Regions from separate parts of the Homo sapiens genome. Here region 2 is linked to region 1. A link is a contact called in ENCODE Hi-C or POLR2A ChIA-PET data. All regions are on one chromosome and are shown on one strand. The core of a region is the stretch at or near the end of the contact, and the rest is flanking DNA. Distances in the headings are between cores, read along the strand shown. Region 1 holds the start of CC2D2B (coiled-coil and C2 domain containing 2B). Region 2 holds the start of ARHGAP19 (Rho GTPase activating protein 19).

Region 1 (6,502 bases), core at 3,193-5,692:
GAATGTCAAGAGATGCTGGCTGCTAAAGCACAGCCATGAGGACAAAGACAGGCTCCAAAGAACAGCTATTCAGGCAGCAGAATTAACCTGCTGAATGTGTGTGGAATGACTTTAAAAAATGGAATTTCAGGATTGTTCTTAGTTTTCACTGGGGTGACTGAGCAGATACTGGCCTCATTCACGAAACAGGAAACACAGGGAATAAGTCTGGGGAGGGAAGGTTGGTTTTGAACTCTATACATTTCGGGTACTTTGGGTACTGGGGTAAGGGTGTCACCGTCAGGAGCTCAGGTAAGAAGTCCAGGCTAAAGAGAGATTTGGAGGTCATTTCCCTAAACTGGTGGTTGAAGCTAAGAGATTACTCATAGGGAACAACAGAAACTGAAAAGAGAAAAAGATCAAGGACAAAACCTTAAAGAGCAACAACTGCGGGAAGGGGGACAGAGGGAAAGGTTTGTTTATTTTTATGACAAACTTCAACATGTCTAGATGCCAAGGAGAAGAAAATGACTACAAAAGCATAGAAAAGGTATTAGAGCAAGCTTGTCCAACCTGCAGCCCACAGGCTCCATGTGGCCCAGGACTGCTTTGAATGTGGCCCAAGACAAATTTGTAAACTTTCTTAAAACATTTTGAGAGTTCTTTGCAATTTTTTATTTTTTGAGCTCATCAGCTATCGTTAGTGTATTTTATGTATGGCCCAAGACATTTCTTCTTCTTCCAATATGGCCCAGGGATGCCAAAAAATTGGATACCCCACACTAGAGCAAGATCCCAGAGGAACTGGTACTGCAAATTTAAAATAACCTAAGAGGTGGGAGAAGAATGGTAGAAACTGATGTTTGCGAAAACAATGAAACAAGGAAAGTTCAAGACTGGGAAATGGTCTACAGAGCCAAGTGCAGAAAAGAAGCCTAAGAAGATATTTTGGGTTTGGCAATCACAAAGTCCTTGGTGGCATGATTAGGTGGCGGAAGCCAGAACTCTGTGGGTAGAAGAGTTAACAAGTAAGGGAAGGGAAAAAAAGATTACCTTTTTCTCTAAATGTGGCTGTAAAAAAGGAGAGAGAGAAGAAATCTGAGAATAATCCCAGTTGATGGTTTTTCTTTTTGTTTTTGTTTTGTTGGATAGGGCAGATAAAGCCAGGGGAGGGAGGTGGGGAAAGGGTATACTGAAGATAAAAAGGGAGGGTTAAATGATGAAATAAGGCCCCAGAGGAGACAGAATGAATGGGATCTAGGACATATATTGGATCATCTGTAGATAGAAAAAAAAAAAAGAAATAAATCAAACATACCTCTTCATCTGAGACAGGATATCTGCTGATGTTAAGTTGGCCTGGTGGTCAGTGTCACAGTATTCATGTCTGAGAGTCTCTGTTTCCTCTGAAAAAGCCAAGCCAGCTGCTGAAAGTACAAGGTCAAAAGTAGAGTAGGTTTAAGGAACGATAAAAGTTAGAATAGTAGCTGTGGGTGAGAAAGGAAAAGAATGGCTGAGCTACATTATGGACCATGCCATATCATCATGGCAATAATCTGGTTACATGATTTTCACTAATACAATTACCTTTCTATATGAGGAGAGAAAGCAAATGGCTAGACTAAACTAGAATAGGTATGCTGGACAAAAGTGGAAGAAACACAAAAGGCAAAGAAATTGTGGATACTGATGTGGGTAAATAATAAAACAAGGAGTGTGGGCTAGACAAGGAAGAAAGTCAATGTAGGTAGAGGCTGATGATGACAAAATAGTCATCAAGGGACAGCGTCTTCATGAGATCAGGGATTAAGTATAGAAGAATAAGGCAGAGGAAGAGATGAAAGAAACAGGAAGATGAGAAGAGAATACTAGAGTTCGTGATTGTTAATATGGAACAGTCTTAGATATTATGGTCCTGCAGTCAGTCAGTCATGGCAGTAAGTTAAGGGAATATGGGGTGCTGGACCTGTGATACACATGACTGCTTTAGTCCCCCCAGAACCTTGTAGCAATTGAGTATGAAAGAAAGACTGGCCAGGCACAGTGGCTCATGCCTGTAATCCCAGCACTTTGGGATGCCGAGGCGGGTGGATCACCTGCGGTCAGGAATTCAAGACCAGCCTGGCCAACATGGTGAAATCCGGTCTCTCCTAAAAATACAATTAGCTGGGCGTGGTGGTGCACGCCTGTAGTCCCAGCTACTCGGGAGGCTGAGGCAGGAGAATCGCCTGAACCCGGGAGGCAGAGGTTGCAGTAAGTTGAGATCACACCACTGCACTCCAAACTGGGCTGACAGAGACTCCGTCTCAAAAAAAAAAAAAAAAAAAAGACTTGAGTTGGGTACTAAATTCCTTAATGAACATGAGTGACCAGGCAGCTGGTAAATAACAGTGAGGAGAGGGAAAAGGGCTCATTAGAGAAGGGTTTCTGGTAAGTTTTACAAGGGTGGAATGGAATGGCGTAGCAATGGCCATGAGGAGATGGCGAATACAGATACCAGCTCTGGGTCCTGGGGTGGGATGGAATGGCCTAGCAATGGCCATGAGGAGATGGCGAATACAGATACCACCTCTGGGGGGCGGGGGGCGCGGGCAGGCACGGCTTTCGCTGTGGTGAATTGCTGGGAAAGCAGTGTCTCCAGCAGGCATGGCTTTCGCTGTGGTGAATTGCTGGGAAAGCAGTGTCTTCAGGAGACAGCCAGGTACCCAATATCACAAGGAGGAATGTTTTGTGAACAAGAAGATATAAAGACATAGAGGGGTGAGAACATGTGGTGTTTGGTTTTTTGTCCTTGCGATACTTTGCTGAGAATGATGGTTTCCAGCTTCATCCATGTCCCTACAAATGACATGAACTCATCATTTTTTATGGCTGCATAGTATTTCATATGAGAATTGAACAATGAGAACACCTGGACACAGGAAGGGGAACATCACACACCAGGGCCTGTTGTGGAATGGGGGGAGGGGGAGGGATAGCATTAGGAGATATACCTAATGTAAATGACGAGTTAATGGGTGCAGCACACCAACATGGCACATGTATACATATGTAACAAACCTGCACGTTGTGCGCATGTACCCTGGAACTTAAAGTATGATAAAATATATATATATATAAATTTAAAAAAAGATATAGAGGGGTTTACATATGAGGAGTCTAGAAAAAGAGTTTACAGTTTCCAGAAGAAGGCAGATAGTGAGACGATCAGCAGATGGAGAAGGTGTGGGAATGAGGCTGCGAGAAGGGATAAATTATCTGGGTTGTTACCAAGTATGACAGAGACTATAGACAGGGTGGGATTTACGGTCTCAAATGAAACTGTGCCAAGCTGTCAGAGACACTGGGACTCTATTTTGCTTACTAAGGTTAAACACTAGTATTACTTTTGGTCACCATACTATTAAAAAATAAAGACAATCCTACGAAACTTAGGCAATTAATATCAGAATAAAGAGGTCAATAATGTTTATTCTCTATTAACATGTACATTTAGAAAATAAAAGCAAAGCTTAAAAATGCATGGAAGTCTTACACAAGACGACTGTTGGGGCATAATGCCTGACACAGAACGCAGTTAAACACTGTGGAAAGCCTGAATGAGTGAAAGCATACAAACCACCACCGTGCGGCTCTCTACACTAGCAAGTTTCCGAAGTTCGCCCCAGCCGGTTTCCCTGAACAAGTTCCCAACCGCATCACGTTTAGTTTATCTCGTTATTTTAACTCGGAGCGAGGCAATGGGAAAAAGAAAAACAATGAGAGCCGTACTCTGTTTATTAAGCGATGAATGACGACACATGGGTGAGCGTGTCTGGCATGCCCTATTTAAGACTTTAAACATAGTACATTAGTACGCTAACAGCAAGCTCTGGAAATAAAAGGAACCGCTTGCATATTTAGGGGGCTCTTTTGTAAGCCACAAAGGAAATCACCTGAAGTCAAAGCTCCCCTCTTTTCCTAGCAAGGCAGGGACGACGGCAAAGAGAAAGTAGGTCCCGGGGCGCTGCAACCCGTGCAACTTGCCGGCTGGCGTCCCCCGGCCTCGCGCCTCCACGCCCTGCGCGGGCGACCGCTCTTGCCACAACGGCGCCCCGCAGCGTCCTCCCCGGGGACGCCCGCTCAGCCGGGAGCTCGCGGCCGGTACTCACCCGCTGGGTATACTCTTCTTCTTCACCAGGACGAGAGGGATGAGAGACCCACGCCCCAGGCAACCCCGCTCTCAGGCCTCCTCCAGAACAGACCCCAGGGTACGCTACAACTCACACGCTCACGGGCAGAGGCGAGGGGCGGGGGTGATAGACCCCGGCGGCGAACAGACTTGGCGCACCGAAGATTCCCAAAGGCGCGTGCTCCGCTCCCTCTGGGTCCTGGCAGGCCAGGGGCGGCAGCGCGCATGCTCCTGGGTCGCCGCTACTTGCAGCCCGCGGGCGCCGTAGGGCTGGCGCAGGGTGCGGTGGGGCGGTTGGTGATCATCCTAGCCTGCGGTAGATGGTGCGCCCTGCCTTCCCTGCCCAGACGTAAGAAAAGTGCACTGTCCGTCCAGGTGAATGTCGGGCTGCTGGTGAAGGTTTCTCTGATTCTTCCCTGTCAGACATTCCCGCACTTTTGTGGAGCTCTGCTGCATGGGCAGAACTAGCTGGGCTGGGATAACCGGAGCCGGGGCCGCGCAGGCCGCTGGGACTTGTAGTTCGGGGGCCTGGCCGACCGGTTTGTTAGCCAATTTGGGAATGAGTAGAATTGAAAATCACTCGAGAGCAGTGTTTGATTTGCAAGAAATACGGGTCGGCATATTATTAATTCAGTGCCTACTGTGTGTGCTGAACACCTTGCCTTAGTCCTGATCTTCACATTAGGATAAGCAGGAAGATGAACTTGGAAGGTAGAATGTAATGAACAAAAATTCGCATTATGAACTACAAATGCTGTTGGAGATCAAGAGACAGAGTTAGAAAAAACTTCCTGAAAGACGTGGAGTTTGAATCAGCCTTAGAAACACGGAATGCTATCCATTTGCGGGGAAGTTGTAAAAATTAAAGGTTGGAGATGCCAGGGAGAATAAACAAGAACTCCATCCAGCTATAGTTGAGGGGTTATGTTGGAGAGTGGTCAATGTTGGAGAGTGGTCACTGCGGCTTAGATGGGGAAGTGATGTGAGAGTTTTTTGGCTTCACTTTCAGAAAGGGCCTCCTGGTTGACTTTCTCTCTAATTGAGGCTATAAGTATAGACACAGAGATACATCTTCAGGTTTGAATAAAAAACATTACAGTACTTGTTTAGAGCTTCTGGGCCTCCTGGCCAGTGGTTGCTCTAAGAATTAATACATTTTTATAAATCTTGTAATTCACCTTTGAGTAGCAAAACTACGTTGCATGGTGTGTGTTAGATGTAAATTTTCAAAATATAATATGATAGTTTTTGTAACCTGTTTCCACATTAGTTTTCATGTACCAGAAGTCCCAAGATAGAGAAGTGGGCCCAAATCTTTCTTGATCTACAGGAGCAGGACATGATGACTTGGGAACTGGTCCTCAGAGCAGTGGGTGATTTAGTTTTGTTGCCTTTCGAAGACTTAAATAAATTCACAGATCAGAAAATCTTTTGTCACGCCGTTTGTTCCTAAGTTTTGATTTTGGAAAACAAGATAACAGTTAAGTTAATTTTTAAACTTGCCAGTTAATGCAATACATGGAAGTCATAATGTTTTTTGTAGAACACTGTGAAATACTGCTATATTCCTCTTAACTAAGTAAAGAATTGTTAAGTTAAATTCCACTTCTTCCATATCCTAATAACAATAAAGGGTAGCTGGTGCTATATATTTAATAGATTATTTTTACAAAATGCTATTGTTGCCTTAATTACATCATAACTGTGAATGAGACCTTAATTCTGGACATAGCATCCTAATTCAAATTAAGTCTGGAAGGCATCATTTAGGAAACATTGCTATAAGAGAGTTCAGAAAGGTGTCATCATACTATGTGACAATAGATGAACTGAGATAAAGATAAAATTGGATTTTGGTCTGAATTCAGATCTGCTAAGGAAGGAAAGTGCATTAATACATTTAGAAATATTTCTAACAAGAGCCAGGGGAAGATTAAAGGGAACCAATTTTCTGATTGGATCACAATTAAAGATATGTTACTATATACTAAGATATGCATTGTGTAACCATTTCCACATGCTAGAGGTTTTTCTGTGGTTTTATTTTGCTAGCACTCCTGAAACCAAATGGCCTGTGACAGAAGTAACCAAGGTGACTGAAAATTGTGCCAAAAAGAAGTCTGTGCTGATTCAGGGATCCACATAGTCTTGTGCCCGCAGAATTGATTTAGAAATTTGTTTAGGCAAAGCGCAGTGGCTCATGCCTATAATTCCAATGCTTTGAGAGGCTGAGGCAGGAGGATTGCTTGAGGCCAAGAGTTTGAGACCAGCCTGAGCAACACAGCGAGACCCTGTCTGTACCTAATAATAACAATAATAATAATTAGCCGAGCCTTAGAGACACATGCCTGT
Region 2 (6,402 bases), core at 337-2,836, 1.4 Mb after region 1:
AACCAATCAGAGAGCTCACTAAAATGCTAATTAGGCAAAAACAGGAGGTAAAGAAATAGCCAATCATCTCTTGCCTGAGAGCACAGCGGGAGGGACAAGGATCAGGATATAAACCCAGGCATTAGAGCCAGCAACGGCCACCCACTTTGGGTCCCCTCCCTTTGTGTGGGAGCTGTGTTTTCACTCTATTTCACTCTATGAAATCTTGCAACTGCAAAACAAAAACAAAACAAAACAAAAAAGAGTGGAAAACTCTTCCATATCATATTTTATTTTATTTATTTATTTGAGACATAGTCTTGCTCTGTCACCCAGGGTGGAATGCAATGGCGCATCTGGGCTCACTGCAACCTCCGCCTCAACCTCCTGAGTAGCTGGGACTACAGGCGCCCGCCACCACACCCGGCTAATTATTGTATTTTTAGTAGAGACGGGCTTTCATCATGTTCGCCAGGCTGGTCTCGAACTCCTGATCTCAGGTGATCCGCTCCCCTCGGCTTCCCAAAGTGCTGGGATTACAGGCGTAAGCCACCATGCCCGGCCCCGTATGATATTTTAAATAACACACTCAACCACGCTCATCTGGGCTCAGGAAGAAGCCGAGTCACAAAGTTATTAGTTTCCCAAGATTCTTGGAATCTCTTATTCGGTACAAATGGAACCAAAAGACGCCAAACCGAAGTATTTTACTGAGTTACACTGAGGCAACGTAAATAAACTCAATCTATTGAATTACACCAAAAACAAAATTGTAATCAATTAAGACAACTTAGGTCTCAAGGCTAAGGCAACACCACCTCGAAATTCTCTCCTGAAAACGCTAAATCTCGGTGTGGCTGTTTAGGAAAGAACATCCTGTGGAAATAAAGTCATGATGTCCTGGACTACAGATCCCTCTCCCATCTGCTCCTTAGCTGTTCTACTAGGAAGAAGAAAATCTATTGCGTAGAGTTGTCATTATCGGCTAAACTCAGTGCTAGCTTTAAATGGATTGTCTTATTCAATCTTGACACTTGGAAATAGGCATCCTCACGTCCCTTTGCAGATGAAGAAACTGAAGTCGAGAGAGGTTTAAAAACTGGCCCAAGGACTCAACACTGTTTCTAATTGACACTCAAATCCTTGCTCGGACCTGAACGCACAAAGTGCCTCGGAGAAGATGTGAAGCGCTGTGTGCAACAGTGAGGAATTCGCTAACCAGCCCTGGACTTCCGTTTCCTCGCCATCAAGAGGTGTCTCGGCGCCAAAGCGATCAGCGCTGCCACCCCCAGCTGGACGTCTGCAGCCAGCGCAGCGGGAGGAGCCCCCTCGGGCACCGGCAGGACCGAGCGGGGGGTTTGGCTGGAGTCCAGCGCCCAGGCCCGACCCCCGCGCCTCAGCCCCCGCAGGCGCGACGATGAGAAACGCCGTGGGAGAAAGAAACAAAGCCCGAACCGTGCGCCTCCGTGACCCAAGGCAAAGGCGGCAGGACTACCAGCCCAAGGCCGCGTTTCCCAGGAAACTGGACCAAACTCAGCTCACCTCCGGCCGGATTCGCGGGCTGGCACCTCCCCTTCACTCTGTGCCTCAGTCGCCATCTTCGTCAGCAAACTTCTTTCACCGCCCCACCTTACGTCCCGCCCCCACATATTTGGATTGGCTAATATGTTTTCACCTCTTCCGTGCGATTGGATGACTCGACCGCCCCTCCTCAACCTGAACCGTTTAATATATTATTGGTCTATTCAAATGACTAACCGTCATTGGTCGTTCCCAGCCCTGGCGGAAAAAGAGGGAGGGGCGGGGAAGAAGACCCAGCCCCGAGGCCTGCCGGGAGTTGTAGTTTCTCATTTTGATGAACCCTTCCGATTCCACAGACCTTTAGGTTCAAGTCAGAAATCACCAGCCTATGCTCAAATTTTGTCCTGATATGTAAATCAGGGAATTATAGAACTGTCAACTTTGAAAGTGACTCATCACTTTCTAAAATGCAAGACTCCGTACCCTATATCTCAGCATCACACAATATACCCAGATAACAAACCAACTCATGTACCCCCTAAATTTAAAATAAAAGTTGAAAATAAATAATTTTTTTTTACAATTTTTTTAATTTTTTTTTTCTGTTGAGACAGGGTTTCACCATGTTGCCCAGGCTGGTCTCGAACCCCTGAGCTCAAGCAATCCTCCTATGTCAGCCTCCCAAAGTGCTGGGATTACAGGCATGAGGCACTGCACCCAGCCATAAATTAATTCATTTAATTTAATGTAATTTAATGCAAGACTCGTTCTCTGTCTTGACCCAGAGATAAATCCCTCAAGTGCAGGCAGGGAGTGGCAACCTAGAAGTACTTGCTTTTAAACGTATAGTTCAAAGCCTTCTTTCTTCAGATACTCAGCATAGCCCTAGCCATAGGTCATTTCTTTCTTCCTTTATTTCTTTCTTTTTTTTTTTTTTTTGAGATAAGGTCTCCCTCTGTCTCCCATGCTGGAGCACAGTACAATATTGCAGCATACCAACACACAGGGCAAATTTTTGTACTTTTTGTAGAGATGGGGTTTCACCCTGTTGGCCAGGCTGGAGTCGGTCATTTCTGCTTCAATACATTCACTCCCTTCCAACTTCCCAGAGAACCCACAGAGTTTGCCTTGTGATATGAACCATGGAACCAAAAGCTGCATGACTTTGTCCCAAACTAAACTTTAATCCTCAATGGTAGGAATAACCATAATTATCCTTGTCCTCCCTGCGGCACACACTTCTCCTAGGGATTAACTGAGGCAACATATGTGAGAACATTGTAAATTTTGAGCATTGTTGTTTTTTGTTTTTCCATATTGTTTTCCTATGCTGGACTTTTCTCGGGAATTTCTGTATTGATCCTTCTGATATCCTGCCACCTGGGGCTCTCCCTGCACTCTGCCTCCTTTTTACTAAACTGTACTGCACATGCTTCACTTTCTGAACTGTCTTAGGGCTTTTGCACATGTTGCTTTTTCTGGCTCGTCCATTTTTCCACTTTTTTGGCTTTCAGGTCGAAGCTTAAATGTCACTGGCTCAAAGATCTTCCATGACCCCCATTGTATAAATCAATTCCCTCAGTAAACTTTCACAAAGAACTCTGTACTATTCTTTCACAGTTCATATCACAACTCACAATTACATAGTCATTTGTGTGACTATTTATTTCATGTGAGGGTTCCCAGCTAGGCTTCCTGCCACAAGTGGGCAGAGACTATATTTATTTTGCTCCCCACAGTTTCTGGCACATAATGGCTGTCCAATAAATATTTTTGAAAAATATAAGCAAGTCCTCAAACTATTATATCCAAATAAAAAATCAAATCATATACTCTAATAGATTTTTTTCAATTGATGAATTAATACTAAAAGTTTGATAAGGGCTAGGCACAGTGGCCTACACCCATAATCCCATCACTTTTGGAGGCTGAGGCAGGAGGATCACCTGGGCCCAGGAGTTCAAGGTTAAAGTGAGCTATGATTGTGCCACTGAACTCCAGGCTGTGCGACAGAATGAGACCCTTTCTCTAAAAAAGAAAATAAAAGTTTGATAAATGTGTCCAAATAAAATTGCATTTAGTTTGATGTTTTTTATGTTTTTTGTTTGAAACAGAGTCTCACTCTGTTGCCTAGGATGGAGTGTAGTGGCATGGTCTCCACTCACTGCAACCTCTGCCTCCCGAGTTCAAGCAATTCTCCAGCCTCAGACACTCAAGTAGCTGGGATTACAGGTGTGTGCCACCACATCTGGCTAATTTTTGTATTTGAGTAGAGATGGGTTTTGCCACGTTGGCCAGACTGGTCTCGAACTCCTGAACTCAAGTGATCTACCCACCTAGGCTTCCCAAAGTGCTGGGACTACAGGTGTGAGCCACCATGCCCAGTCTTATTTAGTTTGATGTTTAACAAATCATGTTTATTGAGCAAATACATGGAAAGAAACATAAAATTTAGCAAACGTATCAGTGAAATTTTTCATTGAACCTCAGACAGCCTTAGAAAATCCAGGCTGGGATCACTTGAGCCCAGGAGATTGAGACTACAGCAAGCCATGTTCATGCCACTGCACTCCACCCTGACAGAGCAAGACCCTGTCTCAAAAAAACAAAAAACAAAAAACAAAAAAAGAAAAAGAAGCCAAGTGTGATGGCTCACGCCTGTAATCCCAGCACTTTGGGAGGTCGAGGCAGGTAGATCACTTGAGGTCAGGAGTTCAAGACCAGCCTGACCAAAATGGTGAAATCCCATCTCTACTAAAAATACAAAAAAATAGCCGGGCATGGTGGCACACACCTGTAATCCCAGCTACTCAGGAGGCTGAGGCAGGAGAATCGCTTGAAACCAGGAAGTGGAGGTTACAGTGAGCCAAGATCATGTGCCACTGCACTCCAGCCTCGGCAACAGAGTGAGACTGTCTCAAAAAGAAAAGAAAAGAGAAAAAAAGGCCAGGCGAGGTGGCTCGCACCTGTAATCTCAGCACTTTGGGAGGCTGAGGCGGGTGGATCACCCGAGGTCAGGAGTTCCAGACTAGCCTGGCAACATGGTGAAACCCTGTCTCTACTAAAAATACAAAAATTAGCCGGGCGTGTTGCCACACACCTATAATCCCAGCTACTCGGGAGGCTGATGGAGGAGAATCACTTGAACCCAGGAGATGGAGGTTGCAGCGAGCCGAGATCGTGCAACTACACTCCAGCCTGGGCAATAGGTTGAGGCTATGTCTCAAAAAAAAAAAAAAAGAAAGAAAGAAAAGAAAATCCAGGTTGTGTTAATTGCTATATATACAAAGCAAGGAACCCAAGGCTCAAATTCTGCCCTTCCCTCAAAATAAGAACTAGTTTTGTTTCTAGCCCCATGACACCCAGCACATGGACTGATGGATTGAATGAAATTGATGCTTTCACAAAAGAAAAACTGTTCAAAACTTTAAAGTATTACCACTGCAACTAGGAGGAACGCCACAAAACTATATTTCTGGTTCATTTTTTTTAATGAAGAATCGCACCTTTTTTTTTTTTTTGAGACAGAGTCTCACTCTGTCACCCAGGCAAGAGTGCAGTGGCATGATCTCGGATCACTGCAACCTCCGCCTCCCAGGTTCAAGCAATTCTCCTGCCTCAGCCTCCCGAGTAGCTGGGACTACAAGCACCCACCACCACACCCGGCTAGTTTTTGTATTTATAGTAGAGACAGGGTTTTGCCATATTGGCCAGTCTGCTCTCGAACTCCTGACCTCAGGTGATCCACCCACCTCGGCCTCCCAAAGTGCTGGGATTACAGGCATGAGCCACCACACCTGGCCAAATCACATGTTTATATAATGTTTGGGAAAATACAGCACAGTAGTTACATGGGCTCTGGAGTTAATAAACCCAAGTTCAAATCCTGGCTCCAGAGCTCCTAGCTATGTGACCCTGGATAAGTTACTTAGCTTTCTGATTCCATTTCCTCTTCTGTAAAATGAGGATAATAAGTCTCACAAGGGTATGGTGAAGAGTAAAATAAGATAATTTCTGAGACTGGGCGCAGTGGCTCATGCCTGTAATCCCAGCACTTTGGGAGGCCGAGGCGGGCGGATCACCTGAGGTCGGGAGTTAGAGACCAGCCTGATTAACATGGAGAAACCCCGTCTCTACTAAAAATACAAAATTAGCCAGGTATGGTGGCACATGCCTGTAATCCCAGCTACTTGGGAGGCGGAGGCAGGAGAATCGCTTGAACCCGTAAGGCAGAGGTTGTGGTGAGCCGAGATCGCGCCATTGCACTCCAGCCTGGGCAACAAGAGCGAAACTCCGTCCCAAAAAAAAAAAAAAAAAAAAAGATAATTTCTGAAAAGCTGCTTAGTAGCACAGTGTCTAGAACATACTAAGATTAGATCAATGTTGGAGACGACATGATGAATATTAAGAATGCTAAACTCGGCCAGGCGCAGTGGCACACGCTGGTAATCTCAGCACTTTGGGAGGCTGAGGCAGGTGGATCATAAGGTCAGGAGTTCAAGACCAGCCTGGCCAACATGGTGAAATCCCTGTCTCTACTAAAGATACAAAAAAATTAGCATGGTGTCACGCGCCTGTAATCCCAGCTACTCAGGAGGCTGAGGCAGGAGAATCACTTGAACCCGGGAGGCAGAGGTTGCAGTGAGCTGAGAATTGCACTCCAACCTGGGCAACAGGGCAAGACTCTGTCTCAAAAAAAAAAAAAAAAAAAAAAAGAATGCTAAAAGAACGCTAAACTTGCTGGGCATGCACCTGTAGTCCCAGCTACTGCTGAGGCGGGAGGATTGCTTGAGCCCAGGAGTTCTGTATTACAATGCACTATGCCTATGGGGTGTCTGCACTAAGTGTGGCATCAATGTGGTGACCTCCCAGGAGTGGGGGCCACCAGGTTGACTAAGGAGG

What was found. Hi-C counts contacts between places; a loop is a spot of excess contacts on that map. ChIA-PET counts read pairs that join two places held with the same protein, here RNA polymerase II (POLR2A). Pooled maps may share reads with other maps.
Region 2: a pooled map shows a loop between it and region 1 (12-fold over the local background). The contact joins the promoter of ARHGAP19 here to the promoter of CC2D2B in region 1. A Hi-C loop is called at or near these places in 1 of 37 single-sample maps with no recorded cell type and 8 of 50 pooled maps. POLR2A ChIA-PET finds 5 or more read pairs at or near these places in 1 of 52 experiments (BJ).

The regions. Positions count from the first base shown.
Region 1 is chr10:95,903,533-95,910,034 of GRCh38, forward strand. It overlaps CC2D2B (coiled-coil and C2 domain containing 2B), which reads left to right and starts at 4,443. Exons shown (of 35, transcript NM_001349008.3): 1 at 4,443-4,525. All of the region lies in intron 2 of ENTPD1-AS1 (ENTPD1 antisense RNA 1), which reads right to left. RefSeq lists enhancers at 4,470-4,659, 4,700-4,759.
Region 2 is chr10:97,291,051-97,297,452 of GRCh38, forward strand. It overlaps ARHGAP19 (Rho GTPase activating protein 19), which reads right to left and starts at 1,587. Exons shown (of 12, transcript NM_032900.6): 1 at 1,522-1,587. The coding sequence starts at 1,577. It overlaps ARHGAP19-SLIT1 (ARHGAP19-SLIT1 readthrough (NMD candidate)), which reads right to left and starts at 1,623. Exons shown (of 15, transcript NR_037909.1): 1 at 1,522-1,623. RefSeq lists enhancers at 399-1,157, 1,158-1,914 and a silencer at 1,259-1,308.